Regions from separate parts of the Mus musculus genome. Here regions 2, 3, 4 and 5 are each linked to region 1. The links are chromatin loops, found by intact Hi-C in ENCODE. Cell type or tissue: left cerebral cortex. All regions are shown on one strand. Region 1 overlaps Slitrk1 (SLIT and NTRK-like family, member 1). Region 2 has its middle 92 kb from the start of Slitrk1. Region 3 has its middle 70 kb from the start of Gm30157. Region 4 has its middle 88 kb from the start of Gm30157. Region 5 overlaps Gm30216 (a long non-coding RNA gene).

Region 1 (5,000 bases):
CAACTCCTTTCAAGACAAATGGGCAGGATGAGCATGCTACCCCAGGGGCTGTTCCAAATGGAGGTACAAAGATCCCGGGCAACTGGCAGCTCAAAATCAAACCCACGCCACCGATAGCAACTGGGAGCGCCAGAAACAAACCCCCAGTGCATGGCTTGCCCTGCCCCGGGGGCTGCAGCTGTGACCACATCCCAGGCTCAGGCTTAAAGATGAACTGTAACAACCGGAACGTGAGCAGCTTGGCTGATTTGAAGCCTAAGCTTTCCAACGTGCAGGAGCTTTTCCTTCGAGATAACAAGATCCATAGCATCCGAAAATCACACTTTGTGGATTACAAGAACCTCATTCTGTTGGATCTGGGCAACAACAACATCGCAAACATAGAGAACAACACTTTCAAGAACCTTTTGGACCTCAGGTGGCTCTACATGGATAGTAACTACCTGGACACTCTGTCCCGGGAGAAATTTGCTGGGCTGCAGAACCTGGAGTATCTGAATGTGGAGTACAACGCGATTCAGCTCATTCTCCCTGGTACTTTCAATGCCATGCCGAAACTGAGGATTCTTATTCTCAACAACAACTTGCTGAGGTCCCTACCGGTGGACGTCTTTGCTGGGGTCTCCCTGTCTAAGCTCAGTCTGCACAATAATTACTTCATGTACCTCCCTGTGGCAGGGGTGCTGGACCAGTTAACCTCCATCATCCAGATAGACCTGCATGGCAACCCCTGGGAGTGCTCCTGCACCATTGTGCCTTTCAAGCAATGGGCAGAACGTCTGGGCTCCGAGGTGCTGATGAGCGACCTCAAGTGTGAGACACCGGTGAACTTCTTTAGGAAGGATTTCATGCTGCTCTCCAATGAGGAGATCTGCCCCCAGCTGTATGCGAGGATCTCGCCCACGTTAACTTCGCACAGTAAAAACAGCACTGGGTTGGCGGAGACCGGGACACACTCCAACTCCTACCTAGACACCAGCAGGGTGTCCATCTCCGTGTTGGTCCCGGGACTGCTGCTGGTGTTCGTCACCTCCGCCTTCACCGTGGTGGGCATGCTCGTGTTTATCCTGAGGAACCGAAAGCGGTCCAAGAGAAGGGATGCCAATTCCTCTGCGTCCGAAATTAATTCCCTACAGACAGTCTGTGACTCTTCCTACTGGCACAATGGGCCTTACAATGCAGATGGGTCCCATAGGGTGTATGACTGTGGCTCTCACTCACTTTCAGACTAAGCCCCCGACCCTAAAGGGGAAGGAGTGCAGGAAGACGTCCATCCTCCCCTGCCGCCTGAATCGCGGGGGGAGTGGGAGAACATTGACCCAGATCTAGCGTGTCACAAGCACCGATGGACATGAGTAAATAAATAACTATGAACTCACTCAACTCAGAGGCTCTGGCCCTTAAGCTCCCATCTGAAAACAAAGAGCAGACTGTGGACCTGTGAGTGCAGCGAGCTAGCTCTTTGCTCTGAGCTCCTTTTGACTCAAAGCCCAGCATGGGGCCTGCCAGAAGAATTGAGCCCCCTCGCTCTGAGCCAAAGGTCCCCTGGGGCTGGCTGCAGTGGCTCTATACATATATACATATATCACATCTATATAGAGAAATAGATATCTATTTTTCCCCTGTGGATAGCCCGAAGATGGCTCCCTGTTGGTAAAGCAGGGATGGGCAGTTGCACGAAGGCATGAATGTATTGTAAATAAATAACTTTGACTCCTGACAAGAACAAACAAACAAACAAAAGTGCTGCATGGCTCGCATGGAATCCACACGCTCCAGGGACTCTGCCCCCCGCCCCCCCTCTACCGCCCCGCCCCACTGCGACTGGAGACGCTGTCACAGCACCCATCCTCTTACCTGATAAGTCCCATCGTATCAAACTTTCTATAAACAAAATACAGTATAATCAGAAAGTGCCATTTCGCCCTTATTTGTGATTGGTAGGCAGTTCAGAGCGTATGTTTACTGTGAAAAAAAATGTAAAGGTTTATTTAAGACATTTGCATGGCTAAGTCATCGGTCCATTTTATGAGTTAACAATGTATTTTGTTGAGCAAAGTTTTTAAGGGTTGTTTTGGGTTCTTTTATTTTGATGGTGATGTTTGATTTTCTTTTAGTTTCTGAGGGGGAATATTTTTCTATACATATCCAATAATGCCTTCCATCTGAATGTAAAATAAGTACCCATGATTTCTATTATAGTACCAGTGTAATTATTTAAGAAAAAAAGATTCTGGGGCAGTTAAGCATGACCAATTAATGTCACTCTAGTGCTTAGGCTGCGACCCTATGGTAGCAATTGTGTGCTGGTAAAAGTCTTACTTATAAAGTAGGAACAAAGAACCGAGGAAGCACGTGAAAACTTACTAATTCTATTCGAGGATTTTATAATGGCATATTTTTTCAGTATTAAAGTGAAAATGTTTTCAAATCTGGGTCCTTACATTTTTCCAGCTTCCTCTTTGGATTCATGGTGGATGGGAGGGGGGAGGGGGGAGGTTGGGAAGGGGTGGGTCCCTTCCGGAGCTCAAGAAAGGCTCTCTCCTTAATCACCTTAGTGTTTAATCATTCACTAGCTTTTCTCCTCACAACCTCCCATCCAGCACCCCTCCTCAGCCCCCTTGCCTTTACTGCTTTTCCACTGCCCATAAAGTACCATGCTACCCAGACAACTCTGCCCTCCCTCGGCCCTCTCCTAATGCTGCAGCGAATCTCTTTATTAATACTGGAAATCCCTCTCTGCTGTTTTTGTGTTGCTGCCCACACTGCAGCAGATAGATTGGAGATGTTAGGATAGATTTGATTTAATTGACTCTGTCTAGATCGGTCTCATTAAACAGAGGGAGATTTCACTGGTCAGCACTCCTTCATGAAAGACAGCCCTAATGACTGCTGTTTGAGATGCTGCTGGCATTTTGAATTCAACATCTGCTGAAAACGGTAAAACTAATTAGTGGCCACCCACCCTCCGCCCCAGCAACTACATACTGAAAATTGTTGAAGTACTCATCTTTATGGAAATCAATCATTATCCTAAAAAAAGTGTTTCACTCTTATCATACCAATTTCTGGTTAAGGCCCAGTAATTACCAAGGGAAAGCAGTGAACTATTTGAATTTTACTGACCAATGTAATTCTGGTCTGAATCAGATGCCCTAGGGAATTCTAAGCAACTCTATTTCATCAGCAGTTAGGTTACAAACCACACATATTGATGGTCTTTGCATTCCACCACACATCCAGTCTCAAGAAGTATGTCAAAGACAGGAGGCCACAGACTGAAACTGCAGAATTAAAAGCCAGCTCAGTAAAAGCCCCCAGGAGCAGGTGGAACGAGATGTGCCAGTTAGAATTCATATTCTAAAAAGAAATGATTTCCCAGAACAGTGATGTTGTGGAGTATGTGTTATTTATCTTAACACTTTTAAAATAAAATCTTTATTATACACAGTGACTGTTCCTCAGGGCATCTATTACCTTTTTTCCCTGATACTTTTGCTTATGGGCTGCATTTCATAATGATAATGGAAGATGACTGTCCTCTGGCAATTGATCTTGGTGATTTACCTACCATTTATTTTTTATATGAAAGCTTTAATATTTCAATGGTATTTTTGGTAAAAAAAAAAAAAGAAACTAACAGATTCTTTCATGGTGGAAAAAAATGGAGAAGGGGATGGGTCATCTCTCCTCTGATGTTAAGAAAGAGTAAAAGAAAAAAATAAACAAGGCAGATTTAGAAAGGCCTCTCATGAAAGTTGGCATTTATTGAGTAATATTGACTGAAGTTTTAAAGCTGATCAATAATTAGTGAAGGTCAGGGACAGGAATGTGTCATAGAAACATACACAGTGAAACAAGTTTTTCTTTAAATGAACAGGAATTAGTATGTAAAACCGAGTTAAAGCAGCTAAATTGTCAAAATAATAGTTTTAATGATTTTCTTTTGGAGTCTTTTGTTGCCAGACATGCTGGATAAACACTCATTTAAGTTTCAAGATCACAGGGTGACTTTCTGATGCTATTTCCATTATAAAGATGAGATCACTGAGGCTAACGAACAGTATAAGGAACTTAAATTATATGCAGTAAAAAGCAGGATGCTGTTTAATTCAATTTCCTTCATATTTCAAAACCTCATTTTATATGGAACATTCATCATACCACCCTCTTAATGATTATTAAAATGCAAAGCTATAAACTTGCTACTATAAAACAGATTGGGAATGAGGTTGCAACTTCCAAATTATAATTGTGGTGGGCCCTTTATCTTTTTTAGATATCTACCACAAAAGTACCTTTTCTCAGATTTGATTGAGGTAAATTTGTTCTTCTTTTCCTTAGAATAATAATAAAAAAATAAAATAAAAAAGATGAGTGCATCATAGAATTCGAATTTATACCACTGAATATATATTATCCTTACATTGATTCCCATCCTATCAAAGCTGCCAGATTCTTAATAATTAATACTATACATGAAAACCTACAGAGAAATGATGTCCTGTGCTTTTATATAAATAATAATTTAAGAGTAAATGTGCTTTAGTGGCTTTAATAGAGCATCACTACCACAATTTAATTTACATAGATATGTTTGGTATATGTTTTTATAGAGCACATATAATACACATAATATACATGTTTTGTTGGAAGTGCTTTGTATCTATTGCTGTTTCTTTATACACAATGTTCATTTGAGTGTAATTTTCCCATTCGTAGTGTAAATATCCTGTTTCTAGTTAAGTCATATTTTACCTCATCCTGATGAGATAAAGGACTTTGGATTGTGACAAACAGGAACGAAGAGAAAACCAACCAGAGTATCTTATGTGGATGATATATTGTTTAAAAGAAATTTTAGGTTACTCTGGTTGCTGCTATAGTGATGAGCATGGTAGAAGTTAAGCTGTTGCCATAGATATTAAATACTTCATATGTTTGCATGTTTATACTGGAAGAAGCTGGGATAACTTTTAACATTAACCCAATACAGTTTC
Region 2 (5,000 bases), 88 kb after region 1:
AAGACAGTAAGCAGAAATCTTTCATGCCATCTGCATCAGCTCCTGCTTAAGTTCCTTCCTTGATTTCCTTCTGGGATAGACAGTGACATGGAAATCTAAGCCAGGTAAACACTTTCTCCTCAAATTGCATTTGGCCATGGTGTATCAACATGGTCAGAGTGAACCTTACTAATACACATAACTTTAATGTTAAATTATGTAATCTTCCATACCATTAATCTAGACTAATGTATGTGTTGTTATAATTATTTTCTGAAAGTAGCCAAAATTTTTGGAAGGAAAATTAAATAAAACAAATACCTACTATAATATTGGAAGCTATATTTCCATATAGGCTGGTAATAGCTCTCTGCAGTCTTGAGTGCTATTCTTGGTTAACTTGTGTAAGTAAAGTAAATTCTCTTGTAAAACTACTTTAAAATTTTCTGCAAAAAGTCCCTAATTTCTCTCTATACATTTTTTTCTATCTTGTTGAATTAATTAAGGGCAAAGACTGTGTTGAGGAGAGGTACAGGTAAGTAACAGACACCAATACATCAGACACAGCAACTTAGACAATCAGACATAACTACAAAAACCAGTATAGACAAGCCATTAACCACATACTAGGTGATACTAGGTGATTAACCACATACTAGGTGTCAATGACATAGGTGTCATTGACATTCAGTTATTGTGTGGGCCTTATGTACAATTAGATAACTTTTGATTAGCCCCAAACTAGAAGTGTTGATATTTCACTCTTAGAAATACATTAACATACTAACCTGAACACTTGGGACTCTCAGAGATGGAACCACCAACTAAAGAGTGTACACAAGCTGGACCTAGGTCCTCTACACAGATGTAGCAGATGTGCAGTTTGGACTTCAGGAGGGTCTCCAAACAATTGGAGCCTGGAGCTTACTCTGGCTTCATTGCCTGCCTATTAAATCCAGTCTCCTAATTTGTCTGGTGAAAGGTTCCTGGTAACAGGGTTCTACTTTTCCAATAGCAACTGGGCTGTCTTGTCTGCTTTCAGTGGGAAAGTTTGTACTTAGATTTGCAGTGACTTGAGATGCCAGGACGAGTTGGGATCCTGGGAGGAACCTCCCTCTTCTTAGATATTAAGGAGAGACAGGGATGGAAAGCGGGGAAGGAGATTTTCAAGAGGAGAAGTGGTGCAATCTAGATGTAAAGTAAAGTAAATAAATAAATTACTGGGGGGAGGAGAGATATATTTTCAGGATGGTGGTCATTTTTTCTAGCCCTCAGAGCTAGATATTAGGCCTGTTCTTTATTCTTCTTTTTTAGTAATTTTCTTAGCACCAGGTAGTCCTCAAAGAGGACCCGTCTAGAGAGATTCCCATTTTATTCCACTAGATTGGAAGCAGACAGCCTTGGAAGGTAGGAGGTAGGGGGACCTTCTAGAATGTACCAGAGACCAGGGGCATGAGAGACACTCAGGCCTCAAAGAGAGGGACCTTAGATGAAATACACTACAGTGGAGAGAGGGAGCTTGTAGGGCCCATCTCCAGGAGGAAGACAGGGCATCAATGAGGGATGGGGTTGCCATCCCACAGTCAAAAGCTCTGACCCAGAATTGTTCCTGTATCAAGGAACTACAGAGGAAAAAATAGAGAGCATAAGAGAAAGGAGGTCCAGTGACAGGCCCAAATTGGAATCCAGCTCAAGAGGAGGCCCCGGGGCCCTGATACTGTTACTGATGACTGTGGTAAGTTTGCAGACAGGAGCTTGGCATGGCTACCTCTGAAAGGCCAAACAATCACCTGAGTCAGATGCAGATACTAGCAACCAACCACTGGACAGAAGCTGGGGACCCCTGTAGTTGATTTGGGGAAAAGCTGGAAGAAGTTGAAGAGAGGGGTGGCCCCATGGGAAGACCAGCAGTCTAAAGTGACCTGGACCCTTGAGATATATCAGACACTGAGCCATCAACCAGGGAGCGTACACCAACTGATGTGAGGCCCCCATCACATATACATCAGAGGACTGACTGCCTGGTCTGGCCTCAGTGATAGAAGATTCCCCTTGAGAGACTTGAGGCCCCAGGGAGTGGGGAGGTCTGCTGGGGTGGGGATGGGGTTTGGAGGAGTATGGACATCTTCATGGAGACAGGTGAAGGAATGGAAGAAGGTATGGGACAGGGAGCAGTCTGAGGCAAACCAGGAAGGGGATAAAGATTGGGTTGTAAAAAAGAATTAAAGAATAAAAATAAATAATAAAAAAGAGGATTTTATAGTCAGTAAGGAGTCTTATCTTCAAGTTCTAGGAGGCAACCAAGAGCAATGTCAACAATCTGTATTAATTTGATAGTCTGTTAAATTTCCCTAGCCAACATATGAAAATACGTCTACTTTGCCTGGCATTGAGGGGTTTTATAAATTCTATGGCTCTTTGTGGTAGAGGAACATTATCAGCAGAGAGGCACAGCTTCAATATCTATTTATCTATCTATCTATCTATCTATCTATCTATCTATCTATCTCTAGCAAATGTACATATATATTTATATTTGAGTGATATGTATAGATGTAAAGGATACGTAACATACAATCTATATAGTCTTGAGTAAGCTTATAAAATTATATTTTCTTTTTTTAACATGCTTAGTGTTGTTAAATTCTCATTCTGCAATACTCTCCCTCTTTTCCTGTTAAAATCTACCCTTTATATTCTGCTTCTCCTTTAATATCTGTGCCCTATTTATCAGTCTCTAGATATTAAAATAGATCACATTTGCAATTCAGAAATGCACTTCATTTGCATTATATAGTAATGTGTTATTACTAATTTAGATTTGAACATTTTGTTATGCGTTATTATATATGTTTATTTATATATATATGTTTATGTGTCTATGCATGATTAAGTATGTATAGAAGCTTGTCTATCTATGTTTTTTGTGTATGTATGCCTGTGCTCGTTCCTTTTCAAGTTTAGCACAATTACATAAAGCTAAGCTGGCAAGTAGACTGTACTTGTAGGAGTAGAATGTGGTAAATGAGAGATATGAGGGGGCATTTTTAATGTCATATGGGCACAGGACAAAATAGAATTAAAAATATTCTGTAGTGGCAGACACATTAGTCATTTTTGCTTTTTAAAGGCAGGACAAGGTTTAAATATCACAAGAAGAATCTCAAGACGGAGGTAGCTGGGGCGATTACTGGTTGAGTGTTAGCTCAGATGATTATACGTATATATTCCTCATGTTTTCTAAGCCAGGAAATTAACTTTAGATTAAGACTAATTTAGATGATTTTCTAAAACTGTGTAATACATTGTTTTGTTTGTTACAAGAAGCAGTACAATATAAAATCATGCTGAATTTTCCAAAGCTACTGCCATTATATGCATAAAGTAGACAGATATAACTAGACCACATTATTGTGAACAATTTAAAATACATGCTTCAGAGACCAAAATAAGACATCAGTTTTCACCAAAATGAGATGACAATACTTCATAATAAGAAGATGAGAAAACAATTTTAAGGGAGCCTACATTTAAAGCACAAATTACAACCCACTGATGAGAGTGCATCATTTGGGAGATGAAGAGATAGCATGTCAGTTAAGATATTCTGATGCTCTTTCAGAGAACAGGAGTTTGTTTCCAGCACCCAGGTCAGCAGTTTACCATCTCTCTGTAACTTCAGCTCCAAGGGATCTGAGAACTCTTGGCACCACTGTGGACAACCACTCACACATATACAAACTAAAACAAAATAATGATATGAAAAAAGATAAAGTAAAAGTTTAAGAAGCATTTCCATGTATTTTTGTAGCCTAAGCAGGTTTTGATAAATATTAATTTATAAAGTACAGATAATAAATATAATTATCATTTTCAATCAAAACTGGTAAGAATATAATTACACTGTAGTAGATTCATATCGTCTAATAATTTATCTACTAACATTATTTTTATTATTATAAGTAGTCTCTCTCTCTCTCTCTCTCTGTGTGTGTGTGTGTGTGTGTGTGTGTGTGTGTGTGTGTGTAGTGAGTGTGTGTGTGTAGTGAGTGATGCTGGGTATATGCATGCAGGTATTGGAGGGTGGAAGCCAATATAGGGTGCTCTCTTCTATTTCTTTTCACCCTAATTTTTTAAGCAGGATTTCTCAATGAATCTGGAGCTTACCACTTTGGTAAGCTTCTGTCATTATCCCTCAGTACTGAGGCCAGAGGCACACTGCAGTGTCAAGTAATTTTATATGGGTGCTGGATAGATAAAATCAGATATTCATGCATGCAATAAAGTAGTTTACCTACCAATTCTCCCCAGCACCCACCATTACAAAAGCACAAGATACTTATGACTGGCTATGTTTAAATGATATGATACATAATTAATTAATTGGGTGAAAGGTCATTGTGTCCTAACTATACTTAACTATAAAATTCATTTTCTAAAGAAATCTCTAGATATCTTCAATTATACAATTTCATAAGCCATTAAGATGTGTTTCAGTTCACTGGAGCCTTGAACTAAACTCAGTTGTTGGATGTTTATTCAAATCTTACTTATGAATTCCTTATAGAGGTAATGACACTTCTTTACATATATATATATGATGAAGTCCATGTTATGGTTTTTACATATCTAAAATGGTAAATATGGGGCTAACATTGTAGAAAAACATGGTAGAAAGATGCCATAAAAGAAAGCAAGGAACAATATCCATGATTTTTAATTCATACAACTGGTCAAGTGAAGATGTTATGAGAATAACAAAGAACTAAGATGAAAGATGAGGAAGTTGCAGCTCAGCTTTTAAATCTTGAGTCAGTGTGCAAACCAGTGAAAACAAACACAATGTGCAGGTTGGGTCCTGCTGGACAGTGATTTGGTGGTCAATAAGGTATGGATTTGGTGTTTGAATTACTGGGTTTTCATATCGCTTTGGTTACATATGTCCTTATCATATCCTATTCCTCCCTGTTGAGACAGAAGTTTGCATTCTGTGCACTTAAGTGTTGGCACTGAGTAACATG
Region 3 (5,000 bases), 120 kb after region 1:
CCACATAGTACTTACATATAGTTTTGTATAATATTTATGTATAAAATGTTATTTAAATTGTTTTAACTTTTTTATTAGTAACCATTTTGTATATGTTTATAAAGGGAAATATTTAGAATAAGACAAATAAAAAGCAAGTGATTTACAAAAGTAATTAATGTTAGAAAAGAAATAAAAGCATAGGCCTAGTTTGTCTTTTTTGTTGGACAGAAATAATTTACAAATATATTGAAAAATAATTCCATAATTTATCATATGACTTAAATATGAGTCAGAATCTTTTATCATTTCTCAAATGAAAATACATCCTATTTGAAACTGAGCTCAGCTGCTGAGGCATCAGAAACATCGTTCCTAGCTCTTCTAAACAGATAGGTTATTATGTTTTTTTCTTGCTTCTTGTCCCCATCTTTATAGATATATTTTTGTTAATTATATATATACAAACAAAATTAATAATCCCCATTTTCCCACATTTGCTAAGTTCATGCAGAGTTTGTCACTTTTAAACAAAAATTTACATATCCCTATTAAGTATAGGCAAAGGACACATTTTGCAGGAATTTACTCTTTCAATCTGACTTGCTCCAAAAGTAAAGTAACAACATGATGGAGCGAGTGAAGAAGAGTGTTGATATTGAGAAGGCTAGGCTGACTCCCTATTAGGCTTAAAATTGCCAGTTCAGGAGATGAGCCCTAAAGCTCTGTTTCCAAGAACTGGGCAAGACCAAACAAGTCTTAGAAGCTGGCCTGAGGCCAGGACAATAAGGTCAGCAGCAGTTTCCAGACTTCCTCAGCTACTTCCTTAGCAACAGTTTCCAGGCTCTGCAGCCACAATTTCCAGCCCCCAAGCACAGGTAGTGGAATGTCCTTAGAGATAGGTCAAGATAAAGGTCATCTATCCTGAAAGTCCATAATGTGCTTTAAATCAGGCCAGCAAGCTCACTTGGTTGTCTATCTTGGTAATGGGAGACCCCAGCATGCTAGACTTCTGCAGGATAAAACATTCTTTGTACTTGTACACTATTTGGGTCTGGGGTATCACTCTTCGGTGAATCATGGACCCTAACAATATCTAGGCAGTCTAGATGATGGGATTGGCACCCAGAGGCTGTCAATATAGTCTAGAAAATGGCAAAGTCCAATAAGATTATGAGCACCAAGAAATCAACATCTGGACATATAAATGAGCCATGTCTAAGAACTGTATTCTTGGTTGTGTCAGTAGATATATTTCCCAATATTATCTAGGGTATTCTAGCGACTGTGTGCATACTAATGTACTAATATATTTAATGAATCTTCGGATGCAGGATGAATATATTATGTTCATCCCAATGAGAACATCCTTTATTGTGCAATATTATTTAATTATAGGCCTCAAATGCACTTAATGAATTATCCAGGTCTTCCAGAGAATTATGCAAGATTTTAGTCTAATTACATAATGTGCTTCACATGTCGATGTGACCCTTTTAATTAGCTGCAGAACTATTTAATGTAAAAGTGAATATGAGTCTACTGATAAAGCATTTGTCATGAAGCACTCCTAATTTTCAGATAGAAAAACCTACAAAGTCATGTGGGGGAAGGATCAAAGCTCATAGACACATTCCTGCATCTGTGTTACTTTGCAGATTCCTTTGTATGGCTTTTCGTGCTAAGTTCTAACATCTTTGTTTTTTCCTTCCTGATAGGGTCTAGGATACAAAGTATGTCTTTTCCCCTTAGTAATATGCTGCATATGTAGAAATGATCTTGGTAACTGCATTTTTAGATGGGAATAATAATATTTGATAGAAATCAGATATTATTCCATTGGGACACATGCTTGATTGCTTCAATAGTAAACAAAGCCATACCTCATCTACAGGGACCCTGCTTTTCTCAAAGCAAGCCACATACATGGCTGGAAGTATAGAATGAAACTCAGGTCAGTGCCATCTTTTGGAAGCACTTGGTTAAATCTTCCCAGAGACTAATCTAGTGGTTTACTTCTCTTATACATTTAAACATAGTAGAACTTGTATCCTATCACCTTTATGGTAACAATGAATTCTATGAGTTCATGACTAGGACCAAGAGGAAGAATCTATGGAAGAATAAGGAGAGATGCTATTGCAGGAGGAGGTAAAATTCACAGTGCCTCTTTCATAGGGATGTGTTCTATTCGTTACAGGATTATGGAATTAACAATGAGCCAGGGGAGGAGAAAGGTGGAGTTTCTAATAGAATAATAAAGAATCACCAGGTTGATTGATCACTTCCCACCCCTGGCATTCCAGGGGACTAGAAAGGGTCAGACATTTTCTTTGAATGAGGAAAATTGGCCCAAGTTTTGGACAATCCTGTTATCTCTGATACTTATTCTAAACTGTGCTTCCTACACCCACGTATGGGGGCTGGACTAACACTGCAAGCAGAGGCTGAGTAAGCTGCTGGCATCTAGCCCAGGAAGATTAGCACTTTTGATTTCTTGTTGTGTCTCCACTGGCAGTTGTCTTTGGATCCTTTAGGTTTCTTATACCTATTTAAACAAGGAACCTTTTCATCACACTGAGTTCAGGAACCTCTGATTGTGGCATGGCACACACAGTGAGGGTGTTTGACAAGTTACAGGAAGATAACAACCAATTTAACAATCTCTTCACACAGTAACGGCAATAGAACATAGGTTTTCATTCCTTTAATGATCTGAATTTTGTTGAGTCAAGATGAAAGATTCAGTGTAATGTAAGAAATTTATATTCCAAGTAACCTGAAAAGGCTATCTAAAATAGAATGTCCTAATTTCCAAATATACTATTCTATTCACTCCATCTTGTCATTTTATTTACAAAAAGATACTTGCAGGTTTATTTGATTTTGTTCAGTAGAAAGTAAATGTCAGAAAAAAAATCACTGTGTTTATTTTGCCTAAATACACAATGACCTTTATTAAGAACAACAATTACTGTGCATTATAAGACACTTAGACCTTACTAACAACATTCTTCTGTGCCAAAAGATGTAAAAGGAGATAATTGTAAGAGAACTAGAAACTTCTCAGAAACAATGTCAAGGAAACAATGGGGATGTGCCTAATGAATGTTTTAACTGTGTCTAAATGTTGAAGATAATCAATTTTCCTATGACATTAGACAATCAACGAACTACATTTTAACTTTTTAAATGTTGGCACACAAGGAATGCAAAGTTGATAGGAGTAGAAATGCATGCTTTATATTTGTTCTCTTTTGAAATATTTTATTAGAAATTTTCTTTATTTGCATTTCAAATGTTATCCCCTTTCCTGGTTCCCCTTCTGAGAACCCCCTATTATATCCCCTCTCACCCTGCTTCTTTGAGGGTGTTTCCCATACCCATCCATTCCCCCTTCTCCATCCTGGAATTCCCCTGCACTGGGGCATCAAGCCTTCACAGGACCAAGGGCTTCTCCTTGCATTGATGTCCAACAAGGACATTCTCTGCTCCATGTGAGGCTGGAGCCATGGGTCACCCCATGTGTACTGTTTTGTGGGTGGTTTAGTCCCTGGGAGCTCTAGGGGGTCTGGTTGGTTGATATTGTTGTTCTTGCTAAGGGGTTGCAAATCCCTTCAAATCCTTTAGTCCTTTCTCTAAATACTCCACTGGGGACCTCATGCACAGCCCAGTATTTGCATTTGTCAGGTTCTGGAAAACCTCTCAGGAGATAGCTCTATCAGCCTCCTGTCTGCCAGCACTTCTTGGCATCCATGATAGTATCTGTGTTTGATGACTATATATGGGATGGATCCCCAGGTGGGCCAGTCTCTTCATGGTCTTTCCTTCAGTCTCTTCTCCACAATTTGTCTCTGTATTTTCTTCTGTGAGTATTTTGTTCCCCCTTCTAAGAAGGACTGAAGCATTCACATTTTGGTCTTCCTTCTTCTTGAGCTTCATGTGGTCTGTGAATTTTATCTTGGGTATTCCAAGCTTTGGGGCTAATATCCACTTATCAGTGAGTATATCTCACGTGTGTTCTTTTGTGACTGGGTTACCTCACTCAGGATGATATTTTCTAGTTCCATCCATTTGCTTAAGTATTTCATAAATTCATTGTTTTTAATAGCTGAGTTGTACTCCATTGTGTAGATGTACCACATTTTCTGTATTCATTCCTCTGCTGAAGAACATCTGGATTCTTTCCAGTTTCTGGAAATTATAAATAAGGCTGCTAGATAATAACAGTTACTGTTTAGAGTTCTATTACCTAGTTAATACTTATTGATGTAAATTTTTGTTCACATTCTTTTCACTAGAGTAAAGCCACATTCTGATCATTTTGGCTGCATTTAGAAGGAAAGTAAGGAAATTGATTATTAAGTAATCATTTGGCCTAAGACTTTTCAAAGCTGTCCAAATGTCTATATTCAAATACACAAAAGATAGATAGTAGAAGAATCAGTGATGTTTGGGACAACAGAGATACCTTGCTTTTCCCACCATTTTGAACACCCAATGTCAAGGTATTTTCAAAAGTTTATATATGCTTGAATAAATATTTATTCCATAATCATTTTTTGTTACTTGGCTCCATAATCAGAATTTTATTAACATATTGTTTTTCATTTGGTTCATGTATTTTCCATAGGATAGAGAAATAAATACATAATGGACAGATAAATAAATAAATAATTAGGTAGACAAATATTAAATTTCATATGGGGCTTAAATGGTGTTTAATAGTATGAAATATCAAGAATGGTTCAAGTTTGAGAAATTTTGTCCATAATTTTTTATAAATTGTTTATAAATGTAATATTTTTAGTAGAATTTTTTAAATCTAAGTATTGATTTTGAGGGCCAATATATTTTATTAAATCTTATATACAGAGTAGTCTACATAGGATCACAAGAGTAACATTCTCCATCTCAGGGAAGAACTTTATATAAATGCTATTTAGCTTAGGCTTAAAGGAAGTTTGAATAACTCATCCATTGATTCTTTTATGCATGATACATTACTAGACACTGATGTC
Region 4 (5,000 bases), 100 kb after region 1:
CTATTATCATTATCCTGTGGACTCACTAATCAATTTTTAATTGTCGTTTTTTTCTCTATATTTCACTTCTATGGAGGTTTTAGCTTTTACATTCCATGTTTGAGTGATGTACGGCAGTGTTTAATGTCCCGTGCCTGGCTTATTTCACTTTGTGACCTCTAAACCATTCAAATTGCTTCAGATAAAATTGTGTAGTTCACTCTATGATACTAAGGCATTCAATTGGATATATGTGTTATGTATGACTTAGTCCTGAGATCTCAGCGTAATCAGTTGTTCCTTAACCATTGAGAATAATACTGCAGCAAAACAGCACAAAGATGAAATCAGCACATTGATTTTACATTTCTTTTGGGAATGAATTTGCTGGGTCATCTTGGACTTTTATTTTTAAACTTTTCTTTCTTTTAAAGCAAAGTTGGAGACCATTAAAAATGTTTGAATATAGATGGATGTTAAACAAGGAATAAAAAATAAGAGAAGATGAATGTGATGGCTTTAACACGGACACAGGCTTCTCAGGACAGGAGGGTGTCATCATTTCAGCATTTTGAGGAATCATATACTGTTTTTTTTGCAATGGTTGTCTGTATGTCTATTGCCCCCCAAAGTCTGCAGTGACTATTGGCCACATCCTTGGCAGAATATGTTCTCCCTCGTGTTTTGGTAACAACCATAATTATTACTTTGGTTTTTTTTTGCTACAGTGTGATATCTCAGTGTGATTTTGTTTCCATTTCCTTGATGATTTGTGCTGCTGATGAGTTTAATTTATTTGTTAATCACTCGTTTTTCTTCTCATAAATGTTAATTTTTCCCATCAGCACCCTTTAATAAAATGGTTATTGTCATTATTGGCTGTTAGCCTTGTTGAGATTATTAGAAACCCAAATATAACCTCATAAATACTATACTCTTTCTTATATTTATGTAAACATTCTGAAGCTTATGTATTCATTCAGGAAACTGTATTCTGTATACAACTCTTGCCTCATGTAATATCACTTATCTTGTATATGTATGTCATTGCTAGGGTCTTGGGATAAAATACATATCATGTAGCCAATTCCATTGTCTTTAGGCATCTCTCCTAATAGTTTTATGAATTTCTTGTTTGTGGATTAACTTTTAATCACTATAGCAATCTTGCCTAGAAACATCAACTCAAAGGATGAAATGTTTATTCAGGCATTTGTACACATGTGTTTCAGACTTGGGATTGCTGGCTTCATCAGCATCTGGCCTAAGACAAGACATAAACATTGTGGTGGACAGGCACAGATGAGAATGCAGACTTAATGTATGCTCGACAGAAAGCAGAGCAGGAAGGTGAGGATTCAGAGAATAAGTGGGTGTGTCAATGAAACTGGGTACCTCAGAAGCCGAATGCCTTACAGAAATTCATCAGAGCTGATATATAAGATATTTTGCAACTCCTTTATCAGTAGCTGAAGTATGTCATAGTAACAGTATCTTATTGGATGAAATGCAAAGTTATCTAGGGTTGTGGTAGCTGGCTAGCAGGTACAATTCAGTGCCAGAGGTAACCTCTTTGTACTTTGGGTGACTCTAATCTTATAAGAACTACTAGGGCCAGCTCTTATAGTTGCATTATTTGGGAGTGCTAGGTCATCTCCAGCAGAAAGTCCATGGAAAATGCCATGTGTACACATGGTTAAGTGGACATTTTGCTAAATAAAGAGGCATTATAAGAAAAGCTTTAAAGTGGTCTTCAAATATCCTCCTCATACATTGCAAGGTCTGTATGTGTACTTTATGCTGTTTTAGTGGGCAGATGGATACATTTTGCCTGGACAGATGTTTCAATTAAAAAATGGAGAGGGTCTGCAGAATCCAGGACACTAAAAAGGGAACAGGCAGGGAAGAAAGAGCCTAAAGGGGTGGGGCATAGAATAGTAGAAAAGATTCTGGAGGGGGAAAGGGGAATAATGGAAAAGGGGTAAGTGTGGAAGTGGGTGTTAAATGTGGATTTGAATGTTCGTGTACAGTACAGTAGGGGTAAGAGGAAAAATAATGAATACCAAATATATAGACAAAACCATATGGAAATCTAGTAATTTATATGCTTCTTAGAAATACAATTTAAAACAAAACTTAATTGGAGTTATGGACACTGGGAATAGTGTAAGGTTCTTCCTAGAAGCCATGGCTTATTCAACAAAATTCCAGTGCCAGGGGTGGAATACTGGCCTTCAAGTTGTTTGTCAGGGAGTCCCAGATTCCCACCGGACAATACAGGCTACTGCCATTGCTGTTTGTTACCCATAGAACTTGATGGTGTGATTCTATCAATAAGAGCACCACACAATTTCTCAATGTGGAAATACTATTTGCCTTGGGTGAAAGATGGAAAGACTGTGTGAGCATTTAATGGAGCCAAACACTCTGCCTTCAGTCTTCCATCTGCCTGAGGACATCTTTAAGATGCCTGTGAGAAGAATATGGCTGATGTTTTGGTGAATAGGACAAGATGAGGATATTTACAAGATATGTCTGTAGCCTAGTGCCCATTCTCTGGAAGCAACCACCCTAATGCCTGGACTCTTGAGCATGCTCAATGCAGCCTGGATCGTCCAAACATTGGAAGTCCAGGACATCATTCTACTTCTGCTGAAGACATCGGGCTGCTCTAATATTTGCAGGATTGGCAACTGTTCAGTAGACTCATCATGGAGATGCAGTGGATGGATTGTGGAGTGTCTGCCCAGAAAATGAGCTGGCAGGATCTTTTCTTGAGAACATGTACTGTACTTAAAACAATGGTAGCTGGCAGTTGCTGTCACCCTTCACTTGGTTGTCCAGTTGATTACTCCCTAGACTCAGTCGAGCAGATTAGATTATCACCTGCTGGAATTCACAACTGAGAACAGGAACTGTTGGTCTGAAAGTCAATAAGAGTGATGGAATCTACAATACGTAAGCTCAAGAGCTGAATATGACTAAGGAGAGGAGAAAGATACTCTAAGCGCAAAAGCTACAATGTAGGACCAAGTGAAAATGTTTACTGATAGCGTCATAGCTCCTAATTCTAGCTCTTTCTTGAATCCAGAAGAGTGTCTGCCTTTAGAGTCCATAACTCTATAGACAGAACTCTTCTACAACTGAGCATACCTCCTTTATTCCTTAAAGCACTCAAAGGTGTTTGTCTTATTTAAAATAAAAGAATTATTCATGTAATAAGGGGGAAAAAGATATTTTGCAAGATTGTTTCAGATCAAACTGTAAGATTTATTTTGTAACCAGTGGAGGCACATCATTGAATTAATTTCCAATTACATATATGATATTTCCTGTATGATTTTGTGATAATACTGGCTATTCTTTTCTTGATGCCCTCATGGTTGTTTGATTAGTTGGTTGGTTGGTTGGTTGGTTGGATGGTTGGCTCTTCTGCTCTTCAAGATAATATTGCCATCATTGCATGCTGCTCAGGCTTGGCATTGATTATTTTCCCATCTTGGACTCTTGAGTACTGGCAGAATTGATATTCCACCATGGATTTCTTAATATCTTTGTTGAAAAATCAGGTAATTACAGATGTATGAAGATGACTAAGTTATTCTGTTCTATTCCATGGAGGTGTGTTTCTATTTTTAGAGCAATACCCTGGTGTTTTGATGGCTGCAGCATTGCAGTACATCTCAAAGTCAGATACCATAAGGAAATCTTTGCTTCTTTTTGCATTAGTACAAGACCATTTTGGATACAGTGGTCTTTTGTGGTTCTCTGGAGATTATAGCAGTGGTTGTCCATTCTGTAAAGAATGCCATTGGTATTATGATGTGTTCTGTATTGTATTTGCTAATCTCCATGAGTAGTAGGAAGACTGTGATGATTTATTTCTAAAAGTCTGACACGCAGTGTTTTTCAATTTGCCTGAATGGAGAGCAAAATTACATGATAATTCTAGCAACATGAAAATGCCATTTGTTAGAATTTATCAACCTTTCATCTTGAAACGGCTCAACAGATAAGATATACAGAGAAACATTAGTTAAATGTAATCAATATACAAAAGCCAGCAACTAATATGATAGCAAGTTTTATTACAGAAGTTTTCCTCTAAAATATTTAGGAAAATCAGGATTCAGCAAAACTTTAATTAGAACATCAGAAAAAAATAAAATAACATTTAAATCAGAAGAGATGAGGAGACTAATCTCTGCTGAAAACTTGTTCACACACATACTGAAACCCTAAGGATCTACCAGCAACAGTTTATAATTAATATGTTTTCTAAATACATTAAATAGGTTGAATGCAATAAAAACTCTCCTATAATACAAAACAAACGTATCAATAAGGACAAATAAGTACACTGTTTTAAAGAAAAAGAAGTTTAATTATCTGTCCCAGAAACTAAGAAATATGTTTTCTTCAAATTAGATATATATATTTAAAAAAACAAGAAACATTAAATTTATCTACTATTGAAATTTCTCATAACGAATTAGAGAAAATATTGAAGAATAAAGATTGAAAGAGATTTTTTAAAACTATTCGTACATTTACACAAGTTATGCATGTTCCTTATACTTTTTAAAATGAAAAACTAAATCATTTACCTTGAGTTGATATAAATTACTATAGGTTAGTTACAATAATAGAAAAAAGAGTGAAAATCTGAGCCTTATTTCCTCCATCTGAATGTACACATAGCCATCAATAATTTCTCAGATTAGGGTTCCTCTAGATCCTGGAAACTAGTTAAGTCCCTGAAAGCAACACATATTTTTAAGCCTGAGTGGAAATGTACTTAATGTCTTTTAACAACACAATAATCTGAAGTGTTTTCCTTCAAAAATTCAACAATTGTAATTAAGTAGAAGTGTTTAAGCTTAACCTATACTGTGAAATAAATATGTCTTTGAATATTATGAATATATACATCTGAATAGATGCACATATATGTTATATATAAATGCATATTATGTAAGTTGTATGTCAATTATGATTGAAAATTAAAAATCTTAAATATA
Region 5 (5,000 bases), 450 kb before region 1:
ATTTCCTCACCATATACATACACACACACGCACACACACACACACACACACACACACACACACAAACACACAAATTAACCACCTGAGTGATAGAGCTTGGAGAAACCAGAGCCCATGAAAAGTCCACATAAGCTTATATCAATTTCCTTGAGGGAGATAAAATATGACTAGGCATAGCAGGTCAACCTTCCACTAACTTCATACAACTAAGGGCCCTGTATGTGTCCAGTGAGAGTAAGAAGGACACATGCTCCACTATGTTCATAGCAGCCTTATTTATAATAGCCAGAAGCTGAAAAGACGCAGATGCCCCTCAACAGAGGAATGGATACAGAAAATGTGGTACATTTACACAATGGTGTACTACTCAGCTATTAAAAAGAATGAATTTATGAAATTCCTAGGCAAATGAATGGACCTGGAGGGTATCATCCTGAGTTAGGTAACCCAATCACAAAGGAACTCGCACAATATGTACTCACTGATAAGTGGATATTAGCCCAAAACCTAGGATACCCAAGATATAAGATACAATTTGCTAAACATGTGAAACTCTAGAAGAAAGAAGACCAAAGTGTGGACATTTTGCCCCTTCTTAGAATTGGGAACAAAACACCCATGGAAGGAGTAACAGAGACAAAGTTTGGAGCTGAGAGGAAAGGATGGACCATCTAGAGACTGCCATATCCAGGGATCCATCCCATAATCAGCCTCCAAACGCTGACACCATTGCATACACTAGCAAGATTTTGCTGAAAGGACCCAGATGTAGCTGTCTCTTGTGAGACTATGCTGGAGCCTAGCAAACAAGACGTGGATGCTCACAGTCAGCTTTTGCATGGATCACAGGGCCCCCAATGGAGGAGCTAGAGAAAATACCCAAGGAGCTAAAGGGATCTGCAACCCTATAGGTGGAACAACAATATGAACTAACCAGTACCCCGGGGCTCTTGACTCTAGCTGCATATGTATCAAAAGATGGCCTAGTTGGCCATTACTGCAAAGAGAGGCCCATTAGACTTGCAAACTTTATATGCCCCAGTACAGGGGAATGCCAGGGCCAAAAAGTGGGAGTTGGTAGGTATGGGATTGGGGGAGGGGTTGGGGGACTGTTGGGATAGCATTGAAAATGTAAATGAGGAAAATACCTAATAAAATATTTAAAAAAAAAAAAAGAGTTACTCATGAGAACATTTCTTTCATTCCTGATGCGCAAAACTTTCAGACCCAGAAAAATCTCACATTTAAACTGATTGGCTCTTTTAACAGTGAACAGTAACTAAAGGAAATACTGTCTAACTATATATAATAATTATTAACAGGTTATTTATGGAACCATTCCTTGCACAACCTAAAAATCAATTCAGATTGAAGACTTCAGGAGTTTATGGCTTTCAAACTGTAGGAGGCCCTGGTTTTGATTTTGCAACCACCTAAGATGTAGTATCATGACAAGTCAAGTTGCTCTGTAAGGTACAGTATTGAACTTATCAGTCTTGTTAATAAAATGCATCTGCATTTGATAGAGCATTTTTGAAAAGCAGATTTAATGTAGTCATTTGTTTAAAAATATTCATATCTGTCAATGCCAAAATAAGTGAGAGTTCACAGGGTTTTGGAGTTGGCAATTGAAGAGATTCTTGCAGAAATCCTTATAATCTGGTAGAGAGAAAATGAATAAATGGATAAATAAGTAAATGAAATTAGAAAAGATTGAACTTGTTAAATATCCTAATTAACCTAAAAGAAATAGTTGACTTGTATTCAAGCAAAGCAGTAATTATACACATCCGTGTAACCCCATCCCGATCGTATCCATCCAGAAGCTTGTGCTGACATATCACAGCAGGTTCAGAGAACAACATTTGTATGATAATTATTCATTTTTATAAAAACTGTAATGACATTCAATTAATTCTATCATGCCAAGTTCGAGGGGAGTTTCTTCAGTTCCTTCCTTTTTAAAGAAAAAATGAGTATTGACTCAATAGATTACTAAGATTTATAATCATAGTATCCACTGGTAAATTTGTGTTCATGTGCCATCAGTTATTTGTTACTGCTTGGACAAAAGTATATTTACATTTACTCTGTTATTTAAAAACAAAACATGTATATCTAACATCAGGTGTATGATAAATTCCATACCTAAAAAATCTTATGATGAATAATGAACACTGGCATAGCTGAACAGAGTTCTTTCGATTCTAAACTTTTCTTGTAAATCTTCATAAACAGGCAGACGTGCCATCACCTAAAAGTAGGGTGTTGCAGTTCCACGTGAAGGAACAGCAGCTCAGCCATCTGGAGAGTTACTTTACAGGTTCTTATTGTCCAATTGGGTTTCTCTGGCTCTGTACGGCAGTCTGTAGACACCCACATTTTCTGTCTAGAAGTGCAAATGAATGCTTTTATTTCTGGAAACTCATGTTAAATGCTGCACTCCAGATAGCCAGACTGAAATGCTCCTGGCAACCAGAGCCATTTCATTAGCCCAGTTAGAATGACATGCATAAAATTCAGATCATTCTCTGTAAAATCAATTTTCATTACTAATTTTCATAAGGCTGATGTATTGTTATTTATATACAAAGCGCAGAAGATTTTAGCCTAATTTTACTATCAAATGAAAACACACAGTTATGAAAGTTTATGGATACACTGCAATTTGCATCAAACAAGGTATCTTTGCTTATTGAAGTAAAAGGGAATTGGTGATGAAGAGCTCTTAAGAATATTAAAAATGACTTAATATTAAGTGCAGTTATTTTTATTTTCCTAGTTTCTTTTTTTAACTTCAATTAAATCTATATTGATCACTGTGCACTAATTGGCTAATGGTAAAATGAATTTGCATTGATTAGGGAAACAAAAGCATCAAAGTTGAGGAAAATTGGTGGGCATTTTCATCATTACTAAAGTAATACTACTTAGGCTAAGGTATTTAGAGAGGGCTTATGAGCCCTTATTTGCACAAGCACTTTGTTAGTAGTAAGCACAGGTAAGACACTGACACCATATAGCTTCTATGACAATAAAGTACATTTAATGCTTTAAATATAAAACAAACAAAGACCAGTGAGTTAAAAGTTAGACAACCCCCCCCCAAAAAAAAAATCAAGTAAGCAATTGGATTTCAGAAGTAAAATGTGGTTAGTGGGTGAATGGATGTCTCAGTTACATGTAGAAAATAAGCCCATATTTGGGTCTTTAGGAAAAAGCAGACTATGAATAGGGTTTGAATAAGGACTTTATTAGCAAGTAACATGACTGAGAAAATTGATGAGTGCTAAAGAGTTTAAGGTCATATATTTGTTAGTTTCTGAGAAGGGATGCTCAAATGATTATGGAGTGATTGCCACACGGTAAACTTTGAAGCATATTTGACATTTAGAGGAAAAGGAAATGTAAATGAAATGACGTTAAATGTTGAGTTTGTTAGTAAAGTAATTAGAACACTAAAGGATCTAATGCTTTGTGTCACATAGATGTTGTGACTATATAAAGAGATGTTTATAGTATAGAAATATATATATATATATATATATATATATATAATATTTTGTTCCAATTCTACAATTGTTAAATTAGGTGCAGTATTGCAGTATTTGATGTTTCAAAAATGAAGCTGTTTTCTTGCCTCAGTGTTTGAAATATTAGACCAATAAAGTTCATGTTAATTGCTTGTCATATCAACAATAGAAACCAGATAATTGCATCTCACTTGTCTGCTCTTGAAACATTCCTTTGAAGAGAGTAAGTAAACACAAATACATCAAACATGAGTACCAAAATAAAACCTTTTTATATTATAAACCCCATCGATACCCAAATGACAGTTAATACTCCTTTTTAGTTAAATAATCCTTGGAAGAAATAAAGTTTATAGTCAAGAAATGCTTGACAAATACATAGAAAATTGATACATTTGAACACAGGACATTTCTTTATACTCATAATGAATATTGTAAATCAGTCAAAAGAACATCTTAACCTGTGAAGTTTTTTTTTTCTTTTTCTTAATTATCAATCCTAACAATGACTGTCTAAGTTTTACATAAAGTACCTTAAAATTAAAATTAGAAATAATTATAAGTTACAAGATCTAATTTAAAATTCCCAAAACTTTTTTCTCACATGGAATGATTCATCTCATGGCTGCTATCATTTGGGTATCTCCCATGAATATAATAATGAGATATTTATAGGGCACAAGTCAGACAAAAGTTGAATCCTCAGACAGGTAATAAATGTCCCTTATTTCATAATGACAGGCTACCCAGTAATTGGTACACTAAACAACTCTCAGTGTTGTAACTATAATTCTGGAAAACTAAGAAAAGTTGTATGAATGCATACCGTTTGATTTGTAGCATATTTTATTTCCTATTGTTATAAGTATAGGATACAGCATATTTAAAAATGCATGTACATTTTGAAAAGCGTTATGTAATTATACTTTTTAAGATTAGATATTAAATTAAAAATTATTCCAAGAGCTGAAACCATAGATCAATGAAAATGCACTTGTCTAACATGTGCATGGCATTAACTTAAGTACCCAGCAGCCCCTCCTCCTTGTACTTTGGTTTCTTGTTTCTCTAATAAAATACCATATCAAAGGAAGTTAAGGGCTTACAGTTCTCCGTGACAGTCTCATCATTACAGAAAAGTGAAATTTGCAAAAGCTTGAAAGAACTAGCGATTCTACTTCTTGAGTCAAGGGCACACACCAATAAATCAACGCATTCATCAAATACTTCTATGCAACTCTCTTTCTCCACCCATTCAACCTAGGACACCTTGACTAAGGTGTGATCCTACACACAATAGGTGGGTCCTTTCAACTCAGTTACTCCAATCAAGCTACCAACAAGTTTACCTGATCTGGGTCATCTTTCCATGAGTATTCCTTCTCACCTGATTCTGTGCTACCACATAGGCTCTTAAAATTGAATACCAGTCAATACCTCACTCAAAGTTTCCTTTAAAACAGAAAC

The links. A loop is a pair of places that touch in the nucleus more often than their neighbours do. Peaks named below come from ENCODE experiments on the same cell type or tissue, not always from the same donor. Only the 100,000 strongest peaks of a DNase experiment are listed, where the experiment ranks them.
Region 2: it touches region 1 in a loop (2.5-fold over the local background); 2 of 42 quality-filtered maps call a loop at or near these places.
Region 3: a loop joins it to region 1, with 3 times the contacts of the local background. A loop is called at or near these places in 4 of 42 quality-filtered maps.
Region 4: it touches region 1 in a loop (2.4-fold over the local background); 5 of 42 quality-filtered maps call a loop at or near these places.
Region 5: it touches region 1 in a loop (4-fold over the local background); 2 of 42 quality-filtered maps call a loop at or near these places.

Annotation. Positions count from the first base shown.
Region 1 is chr14:108,907,419-108,912,418 of GRCm38, reverse strand. It overlaps Slitrk1 (SLIT and NTRK-like family, member 1), which reads left to right. Exons shown (of 1, transcript NM_199065.2): 1 at 1-2,431. The coding sequence ends at 1,232. Among named protein-coding and RNA genes, the nearest start is that of Slitrk1, 4.3 kb to the left of the region's middle. In left cerebral cortex, a CTCF peak has its summit at 2,667; DNase peaks (open chromatin) are centred at 945, 1,449, 2,721, 2,909 and 2 more places; H3K4me3 peaks cover 3,342 bases; H3K27ac peaks cover 2,327 bases.
Region 2 is chr14:108,819,763-108,824,762 of GRCm38, reverse strand. No RefSeq gene overlaps it. Among named protein-coding and RNA genes, the nearest start is that of Slitrk1, 92 kb to the left of the region's middle. In left cerebral cortex, no CTCF peak of the experiment used is centred here; a DNase peak (open chromatin) is centred at 3,057; H3K27ac peaks cover 267 bases.
Region 3 is chr14:108,788,932-108,793,931 of GRCm38, reverse strand. No RefSeq gene overlaps it. Among named protein-coding and RNA genes, the nearest start is that of Gm30157, 70 kb to the right of the region's middle. In left cerebral cortex, no CTCF peak of the experiment used is centred here; a DNase peak (open chromatin) is centred at 2,440.
Region 4 is chr14:108,806,883-108,811,882 of GRCm38, reverse strand. No RefSeq gene overlaps it. Among named protein-coding and RNA genes, the nearest start is that of Gm30157, 88 kb to the right of the region's middle. In left cerebral cortex, no CTCF peak of the experiment used is centred here; a DNase peak (open chromatin) is centred at 2,643.
Region 5 is chr14:109,357,447-109,362,446 of GRCm38, reverse strand. The region is part of intron 1 of Gm30216 (a long non-coding RNA gene); the gene reads right to left. Among named protein-coding and RNA genes, the nearest start is that of Gm30216, 31 kb to the right of the region's middle. In left cerebral cortex, no CTCF peak of the experiment used is centred here; a DNase peak (open chromatin) is centred at 2,318; H3K27ac peaks cover 553 bases.